Linked DNA regions of Homo sapiens: region 1 is linked to region 2. A link is an interaction called in ENCODE POLR2A ChIA-PET data of the cell type or tissue named here. Cell type or tissue: A673. All regions are shown on one strand. Links, peaks and the distances in the headings refer to the core of each region. The heading gives the core; the rest is flanking DNA.

The links. Peaks named below come from ENCODE experiments on the same cell type or tissue, not always from the same donor. Only the 100,000 strongest peaks of a DNase experiment are listed, where the experiment ranks them.
Region 1: POLR2A ChIA-PET joins it to region 2 with 8 read pairs; 2 of 35 experiments call an interaction of 5 or more read pairs at or near these places.

The regions. Positions count from the first base shown.
Region 1 is chr3:114,091,049-114,095,445 of GRCh38, forward strand. No RefSeq gene overlaps it. Among named protein-coding and RNA genes, the nearest start is that of QTRT2, 37 kb to the left of the region's middle. In A673, for the core only: no CTCF peak of the experiment used is centred there; a DNase peak (open chromatin) is centred at 2,713.
Region 2 is chr3:113,992,840-113,997,236 of GRCh38, forward strand. All of the region lies in intron 13 of CCDC191 (coiled-coil domain containing 191), which reads right to left. Among named protein-coding and RNA genes, the nearest start is that of ZDHHC23, 47 kb to the left of the region's middle. In A673, for the core only: no CTCF peak of the experiment used is centred there; no DNase peak of the experiment used is centred there.

The DNA of each region.
Region 1 (4,397 bases), core at 305-4,304, 98 kb after region 2:
AGTCCCAGCTACTCGGGAGGCTGAGGTTGGAAAATCACTTGAACCCAAGAGGTGGAGGTTGCAGTGAGCCAACATCGTGCCACTGCACTCTGGCCTGGGCAACAGAGTGAGACTCTGTCTCAAAAATAACAACAAAAAAGAGAGCCCATGTTGTCCCATCTCCATTGCAGGATCCCCAGATAACTCCTAGAACCATTCTAACTCTGCCGAAAGGGAAGGTATTCAGGATCTTATTTAACCTATTTTATGGATGAGAAATTTTAAGCCTAGAGAAGAAAGACTAGCAGTTGGCTGTGTCTTTCCTCTTGGGAGTGTCTTAGTTCAAGCTGCTATAACAAAATACCATAGACTGGGTGGCTTAAAACAGAAGAAATTTATTTTTCACAGTTCTGGAGGCTGGAAGTCTGAGATGAGGGAGCCAGCATGGTTGAATTCTAGTAGGGGCCCTCTCCCTGGTCGCAGACTGCTCTTGTCTTTCCATGTCTCCACATGGTGGAAAGAAGGGTAGAGAGCACCCTGGAGTCTCTTTTATAAGGGCACTAATCCCACTCATGAGGACTCCACCCTCATGATCTAAATTACCTTCCAAAGGCCCCACCTCTGAATACCATCACATTGGGGTTGGGATTTAAACATAAACTTTTTTTTTTTTTGAGATGGAGTCTCACTCTGTTACCCTGGCTGGAGTGCAGTGGCGCGATCTCAGTTCACTGCAAACTCTGCCTCCTGGGTTCAAGCGATTCTCCTGGCTCAGCCTCCTGAATAGCTGGGATTACAGGTGCCCGCCACCTCGTCCAGCTAATTTTTGTATTCTTAATAGAGACGGGGTTTCACCATGTTGGTCAGGCTGGTCTCAAACTCCTGACCTCGTGATCCACCCGCCTTGAGGCCTCTCAAAGTGCTGGGATTACAGGCTTGAGCCACCACGCCCAGCCTTCAACGTAAACATTTTGTGGGGACACAAACATTCAGTCCATAACAAGGAATTTAAACATGCACACAGTTCTTTCTAGTTAGCATTTTGGCACTCCTAAATCTCACCACCTATTTTCTGCCGGGCCTGTGCCCTTCTAGGGTCAGCATCGATTTCCCAGTATTCACTTTCCAGTGGTTCCTTCTGGCCTCACAGGACCAGCTGGTACAGGACATAAGATAAGAGCTCCTATTGCACCTTCCAGCATTAATAGCAATAGTCCTGGATGACACCGTGAAATCTCAATTACTGTTTGTCAAGTGAACGAATATTCTGAGTAGTTGAGGCATTCTCTTCCTTATTTTGGCCAACTGAGTGCTGGTTAGAAGTGACTTGCACAACACTATGTGGTAGGACCTATGAGAATGTCAGTGGTGGTTTTATGTCACTTTATGCTAGGCAAGCTCCCGGTGACCTGACACATTTTTGGTTTTTCGGATTTTTTTTTTCTGTTACTTGGTACCATTATCATCTTTCAGTGCTGGCCTCAAAGCAATTTCCCCTGCTCTGACAAGAGGAACTCAGAGTGAACTTTCCTTTTGTTCTCATTCCTCACAATCTACTTTGAGATCAGGTCGGAGTTGCCAAGGAGTTCAAACGGCCGATGCTTCCCAGTGTGATTCAGAGGGATCCGTGCCTCCTTTCCGCACACTATTCCTAATGCTCACCTCTCTCCCTGAACTGCTCTCGCCTGCTGTCGGCTCCTTTGTCTGCGAAACACATTTTCTCTTATTATCACCTTGTTCTCTGCCTGCCTTGGATGGTTTCAGCTTGTCTCTTAACATCAAGATGTTGCTATTAACAGTCTTCTCTTTCTTAACAGCTTACAGTCACTTCCTTTTATTCAGTCCTTTTCCTTTTCCCTCCCAAACCACGTAATCATCTCTTTCAGCCTCAAATAAAAGTTGTATAACCATTTCATAACCACTGCTTTAGAGTTGCTATCAAAAAGGCACAAGAAGAAGGACATAAAAGTAAGGGGAGAGAAATCAAAAGGAGAGGAGGTGAGGGATACTCCAATAATTGAGAAACAGGGTGTGTGTGCATCTTCAGAATTCTCCTTTGTTGATTAGCCCTCGAGACTGACCATAGCAAGCTCAGTGGTCTGGTGAAATTTTCCTCTAATTTTTATGGACAGATGGGAAGCTGTTCTCCCCTCCGAGGCTCTGTTTTCCTTCCAAATAGTTAAAATATTTTCTTTGAACTCTCCCAGAATCATTTATTTTTGTCATAAATCCATTCACAGAATCCAATTACATAACGGATATGAGTTTTCCACACCCCCAAAAAGCTAAAATATTTACTCACATTTTCCAGCATTTTCCATTTTCTACTCATTTATTTTTTAGTTCAACAAAACTTAAATAACATTTCCATCACAATTCTATTTATTGTTCCCCCACAATGCTAGCTGAAAATACCAACTGGAAATGTACTCCATTCCCACATAGTAACTGCACTTCAAAAGACAAGAGAGTGACAAAGTATGTCCAATTTTTTCTTTTTTACACTTGAACTGATTTTGGTTAGACTCTCCAGTTTTACATTGTTTTTTGTAGAAAGTTCAGTCATGTTGAAAAAGTCAGTTCCACTTTATATTTTTTCCACCTAAACATTCACCTGTTGCCACAAATCCAACGTGTCTAAAACCAAATTTACTATCTTCCTTCAGTCAGACTAGTTCTGCACTTCAACTTCCTTGCACCTGGCTTCCAGCCAAATCAGCTGGAAACCTTACTCCTTGGATGAATGAAGTAATACATAGAAGGGATGGGTATAAGGCATTTCAAGGAGGATCAGCAAGACTTGGTGACTGACTCAGAGGAGGCAGTTAAAGCCTGACTCAAGGAAGATTACCACCCATCCTGCCCCTCACCTCCTCCTTGTCCTCCTCAACTCCACTCTCTTCCTGCTGTACCAAGGCTAAACTGGCAGCCTGAATTTCTAGGGCCGCCATAATCTGAACCTAACCAATTGCCGTGGACTTTTCCACTTTTCCTAAGTGGTTATATCCTAATCCTACCCATTCTCAAGGTCCAGCCCAAGAACCAAACCTTCCATAAAAACTTGCTTTTCTAGAATTCTAGAGTCTCAAGATTGGAAGAGGAGAGGCTTCTATTCTGATTTCCTTTGTTCATAAAGGCACCAGCAACCAGTGCTCTAGGCATCTGATTTAATCAGTGCTTCAGTTCTGTGAGCCTCATCTTCCAACCAGACTATCAGCTCTGTAAGGGAAAGATAATCCCTCAGCATTTGCCGTGTCTGCACCCTCACCCCTGCCCCACTGAAATTAAGGGAGAATGTGTGATTAATTTTCTTCTCATCATGTGTCTGTAGTATGTTCTCTACTTCTCCATCTTTAACACATCACTTTATCCGTTTCTTTTTTCATTATAATTTGTTCAATTCTGTCTGTGCCTTATCCATTACCTTCTTTTTTATTTTTATTTTTATTTTTTTAAGATGGAGTCTCGCTCTGTTGCCAGGCTGGAGTGCAGTGGTGTTCCCGGCTCACTGGAACCTCCGCCTCCTAGATTCAAGTGATTCTCCTGCCTCAGCCTCCCGAGTAGCTGGAACCACAGGTGCATGATACCATGCCCGGCTAATTTTTTGTATTTTTTTTTTTTTTAGTAGAGACAGGGTTTCACCGTGTTAACCACGATGCTCTCGATCTCCTGACTTCGTGATCCATCCATTACCTTCTTTATTGCTCATGGCAACCCTCTGAGGTTGACATTATCTTTTCCAATTTACAGAGGAGAAATTGGGCTGGGTGTGATGGCTCATGCCTTAGTTCCAGCACTTTGAGAGGCCAAAGTGGGAGGATCACTTGGGGCCAGGAGTGTGAGACAAGCCTGGGCAACAAAGCAAGACCCCTATCTCTACAAAAAATAAAAAATAACTAGCTGGGCATGGTGGTACACACCTGTAGTCCTGGCTACTCTGGAAACCAAGGAGGGACGATCACTCGAGCCAAGGAGTTTGAGGCTGCAGTGAGCAATGAACCCCAGCCTCAGTAACAGAGCAAGACTGTCTCAAAAAAAAAAAGACACAAAGCAAGGGATCCAGGATTTGAACTCTGAACTCAGCACTATGACTCAAAAGCCCAGGATTTTCCCCATTTTACCCCGGACCTTCCTAAATTGTGTTTTTCTTATGCAGAGCATCTGCTCTCCTTCAAGAACAACGACCAAAAGTAGGTGGAGGCAGCTGGGCGCGGTGGCTCACGCCTGTAATCCCAGCACTTTGGGAGGCCGAAGCGGGCGGATCGCAAGGTCAGGAGATCGAGACCATCCTGGCTAACACGGTGAAACCCCATCTCTACTAAAAATACAAAAACAAAATTAGCCGGGCGTGGTGGCGGGCGCCTGTAGTCCCAGCTACTTTGGAGGCTGAGCCGGGAGAATGGCATGAACCCGGGAGG
Region 2 (4,397 bases), core at 141-4,140:
GACAAGGATACTACAAAAAAAATTATAGGCCAACATACCTGATGAACATAAATGCAAAAATCCTGAACAAAATAGTAGCAAACTAAATTCAAGAGCACATTCAAAGGATAATACACTATGATCAAGTGGGAGTTATCCCTGGGATGCAAGGATGGTTCAATATGCACAGATCAATAAATGTGATACACCATATTAACAGAATGAAGGATAAAAGTAATATGATCATCTCAACAGATGCAGAAAAGCATGTGACAAAACTCAACACCCTTGCATGATAAAAAAAAATTTCAGTAGGCTGGGTCACCCCTGTGACCCAGGTGTGGTGGCTCACGCCTGTAATCCAGCATTTTGAGAGGCTGAGGCAGGAGGATCACTTGAGCCCAGGAGTTTGAGACCACCCTGGGTAACATAGTGACACCCAGACTCTATGATTCATATGGAAAGTCAAATGAACTAGAATAGCCAAAACATTCTGAAGAAGAAAAATAGAGTAGCAGAATTCACAATGCCTATAAAGCTACAGTAATCAAAGACAGTATTACTTGCAAAGGAATAGACATAAAGTAACAACAGAAAAGAACAGAGAGCCCAGAAATAGATCCACACAATATGGTCAACTGATTTTTGGCAAATATATAAAAATAATTTAATGGAGAAAAGATAGTCTTCTAAACAAATGATACTGGAACAACTGAACGTCCATATAAAAAATAAATTACAGCATACCTCACAACTTACATTAAAATTAACTCCAAATGGGCTGGGCATGGTGGCTCATGCCTGTAATCCCAATACTGCACTTTGGCAGGCTGAGGTGGGTGGATCACTTGAGGTCAGGAGTTTGAGACCAGCCTGGACAACCTGGTGAAACCACGTCTCTACTAAAAATACAAAAATTAGCTGGGCATGGTGGTGTGTGCCTGTAGTCTCAGCTACTTGGAAGGCTGAGGTGGGAGAATCGCTTGAGCCTGGGAGGTGGAGGTTGCAGTGAGCCGAGATCGTGCCACTGCACTCCAGCCTGGGTGACAGTGAGACCCTGTCTCAGAGAAAAAAAAAGAAAAGAAAAAAAAATTAACTCCAAATAGACCACAGACCTAAATGTAAAATGTAAAACTTTGTGAAGGAAAAACTGAAAATCTGAATGACTTTGAGTTTGGTGATTAGTTCTGGATACAACACCAACAGCACAATCCATGAAAGAAAAAAGTGATAAGGTTGACTTTATTAAAATTTAACACTTTCCTCTGTGAATGACATTGTTAAGTGAATTAAAGTACAAGCCTTAGACTGGGAGAAAATATTTGCAAATCACATATCTAAAAAGGACTTGGTCCAGAATATATGAAGAACTTTTAAAACCCAACAATAAGTAAACAAAAAATGGACAAAAGATCTGAACAGATACTTCATCATAGAAGATATATGGATATCAAGTAAAGATATGAAAGGATTCTTAGCATTATTTGTTGTTAGGGAAACGCAAATAAACACCACAATGATATATTACTACACACCTATTAGAACATATTAAACCCCCCTAACTGACAATAACAAATGCTGATGAGGATGTGCAACAAAAAGACCTTTCATTTATCACTGGTAGGAACACAAAATGGTGCAGCCTCTTTGGAATAGAATTTGGCAATTACCTATAAACTTAAACATTGACTTACCACACTACCTAGCAATCACATTCCTAGGTATTTACCTAAGTGAATTGAAAACTTAAAAAACTAAATTCTTTTTTTTTTTTTTTTTTTTAGAAACAGGGTCTTGCTTTGTCACTGAGGCTGGAGTGCAGTAGCAAAATAATAGCTCACTGCAACTTCGAACTCCTGAGCTCAAGCGATCCTCCCACCTCAGCCTCCCAAGTAGCTGGGACTACAGGTGCATGTCACCACACCCGGCTAATTTCTTTTATTTTGTAGAGACAAGGTCTCACTATGTTGCCCAGGCTGGTATCAACTTTTGGGCTCAAGAAATCCTCCCATCTCAGCCTTCCAAAGTGCTGGGATTACAGGTGTGAACACCTGACTGAACTGAAAACTTATGAGTCCAAACAAAAACCTGTATGTAAATGTTTCTAGCAACTTTACTAATAATTGCCAGAAACTGGAAGCAGTATCAATAGAGGAATAGATAACTTGCATATGCAGATGAAGTTCTATTGGAATACTATTTGATGATAAAAAGGACCGAGCTTTTGACTCCTGCAGCAAAATGGATGAATCATAAATGCATTTTACTAAGTGAAAAAAGTAACACTGTATGAATCCACTGTTATGACTTCTGAAAAAGGCAAAACACATAGGGATAGAAAACAAATCCGTGTTTGCCAGGGGTTAGGGGCTGGCGGATGTCCCACTGGGTACAATGTTCACTATTTGAGTGATGGGTACACTAAAGCCCAGACTTCAGCACTCCACAATATATCCATGTAACAAAACCGCATTTATACCCCCTAAATCTATAAAAATTAAAAAATGAGGGGTATACAGAGGAAGTTGTAACATGAAGGAACTGCTTTTTATAATACTCTGCATTTGTTAAAAGCCATAGCACTGTACATTACCAAGAGTGAACTTTAAAGTAGAAAAACAACAAAATCAACCAGAATGTCAGGGATTCCAGGATGGAATGTACCCTGTGACAAATGAATCTGATTGTATTAAAAACAAATGACAAAACTGTACTCAAGGAGCTGGGGAAAATAGGTGCTGACCTAGGGAAAAATAGGAGCTGACCTAAGTAACTTAAAACTTATTTTAGTAGAATGATTTGTATCGCTTTGGGTATATACCTAGTAATGGGACTGCTGGGTCAAATGGTATTTCTGGTTCTAGATCCTTGAGGAATCACCACTGTCTTCCACAATGGTTGAACTAGTTTACAGTCCCACCATCAGTGTAAAAGTGTTCCTAATTTCTCCACAGCCTCACCAGCATCTTTTGTTTCTTGACTTTTTACTAATCGCTATTCTGACTAGTGTGAGATAGAATCTCATTGTGGTTTTGATTTGCATTTCTCTAATGATCAGTGATGATGAGCTTTTTTCTCATATGTTTTTTGGCTGCGTAAATGTCTTATTTTGAGAAGTGTCTGTTCATATCCTTTGCCCACTTTTTGATGGGACTGTTTCTTTTTTTTTTTATACATTTAAATTCTTTATAGATTCTGGATATTAGACCTTTGTCAGATGGATAGATTGCAAAAATTTTCTCCCTTTCTGTAGGTTCCTATTCACTTTTATGATAGTTTCTTTTGCTGTGCAGAAGCTCTTTAGTTTAATTAGATCCCATTTGTCAATTCTGGCTTTTGTTGCAATTGCTATTGGTGTCTTTGCCCATGCCTATGTCCTGAATGGTATTGCCTAAATTTTCTTCTAGGGTTTTTATGGTTTTGGGTTTTACATTTAAATCTTTAATCCATCTTGAGTTAATTTTTGTATAAGGTGTAAGGAAGGGGTCCAGTTTCAGTTTTCTGCATAGGCTAGCCAGTTTTCCCAGCACCATTTATTAAATAGGGAATCCTTTCCCCATTGCTTGTTTTTATCAGGTTTGTTAAAGATCAGATGGTTGTAGATGTGTGGTGTTACTTCTGAGGTCTCCGTTCTGTTCCATTAGTCTACATGTCTGTTTTAGTACCAGTACCATGCTCTTTTGGTTACTGTAGCCTTGTAGTATAGTTTGAAGTCAAATAGGATGATGCCTCCAGCTAAAGACTCATGCGCATGTATATTTATTGCAGCACTATTTACAATAGCAAAGACTTGGAACCAACACAAATACCCATCAATGATAGATTGGATAAAGAAAATGTGGTACATATACACCATGGAATGCTATGCAGCCATAAGAAAGAATGAGATTATGTCCTTTGCAGGGACATGGATGAAGCTGGAAGCCATCATACTCAGCAAACTAATACAGGAACAGAAAACCAAAAACTGCATGTTCTCACTCATAAGTGGGAGTTGAACAATGAGAACACATGGACACAGGGAGAGGAACAACACACACTGGGGCCTGCTGGGGGGTGGGGGGCAAGGGGAGGGAGAGCATTAGGACAAATACCTAATGCATGCCAGGCTTAAAACCTAGATGATGGGTTGACAGGTGCAGCAAACCACCATGGCACATGTATACCTATGTAACAAACCTGCATGCTCTGCATATGTATCCCAGATTTTAATTGGAAAACATAAGGTTAAAGATAAATGGAACTGTACATTAACACTGTACTGTATTTGGTAATTTTTTTCTCGTTGGGGTTTGGGTAATCAGTTCTGAAACTGCTTTACATCTATCCTGGGGTTGAACAAATAAGTAAACAGATGAATTGTGGGAGCCAGGTTTCATGCTGTCAGAGGGCATTTACAAATAAGCAAGAAGGGAAGC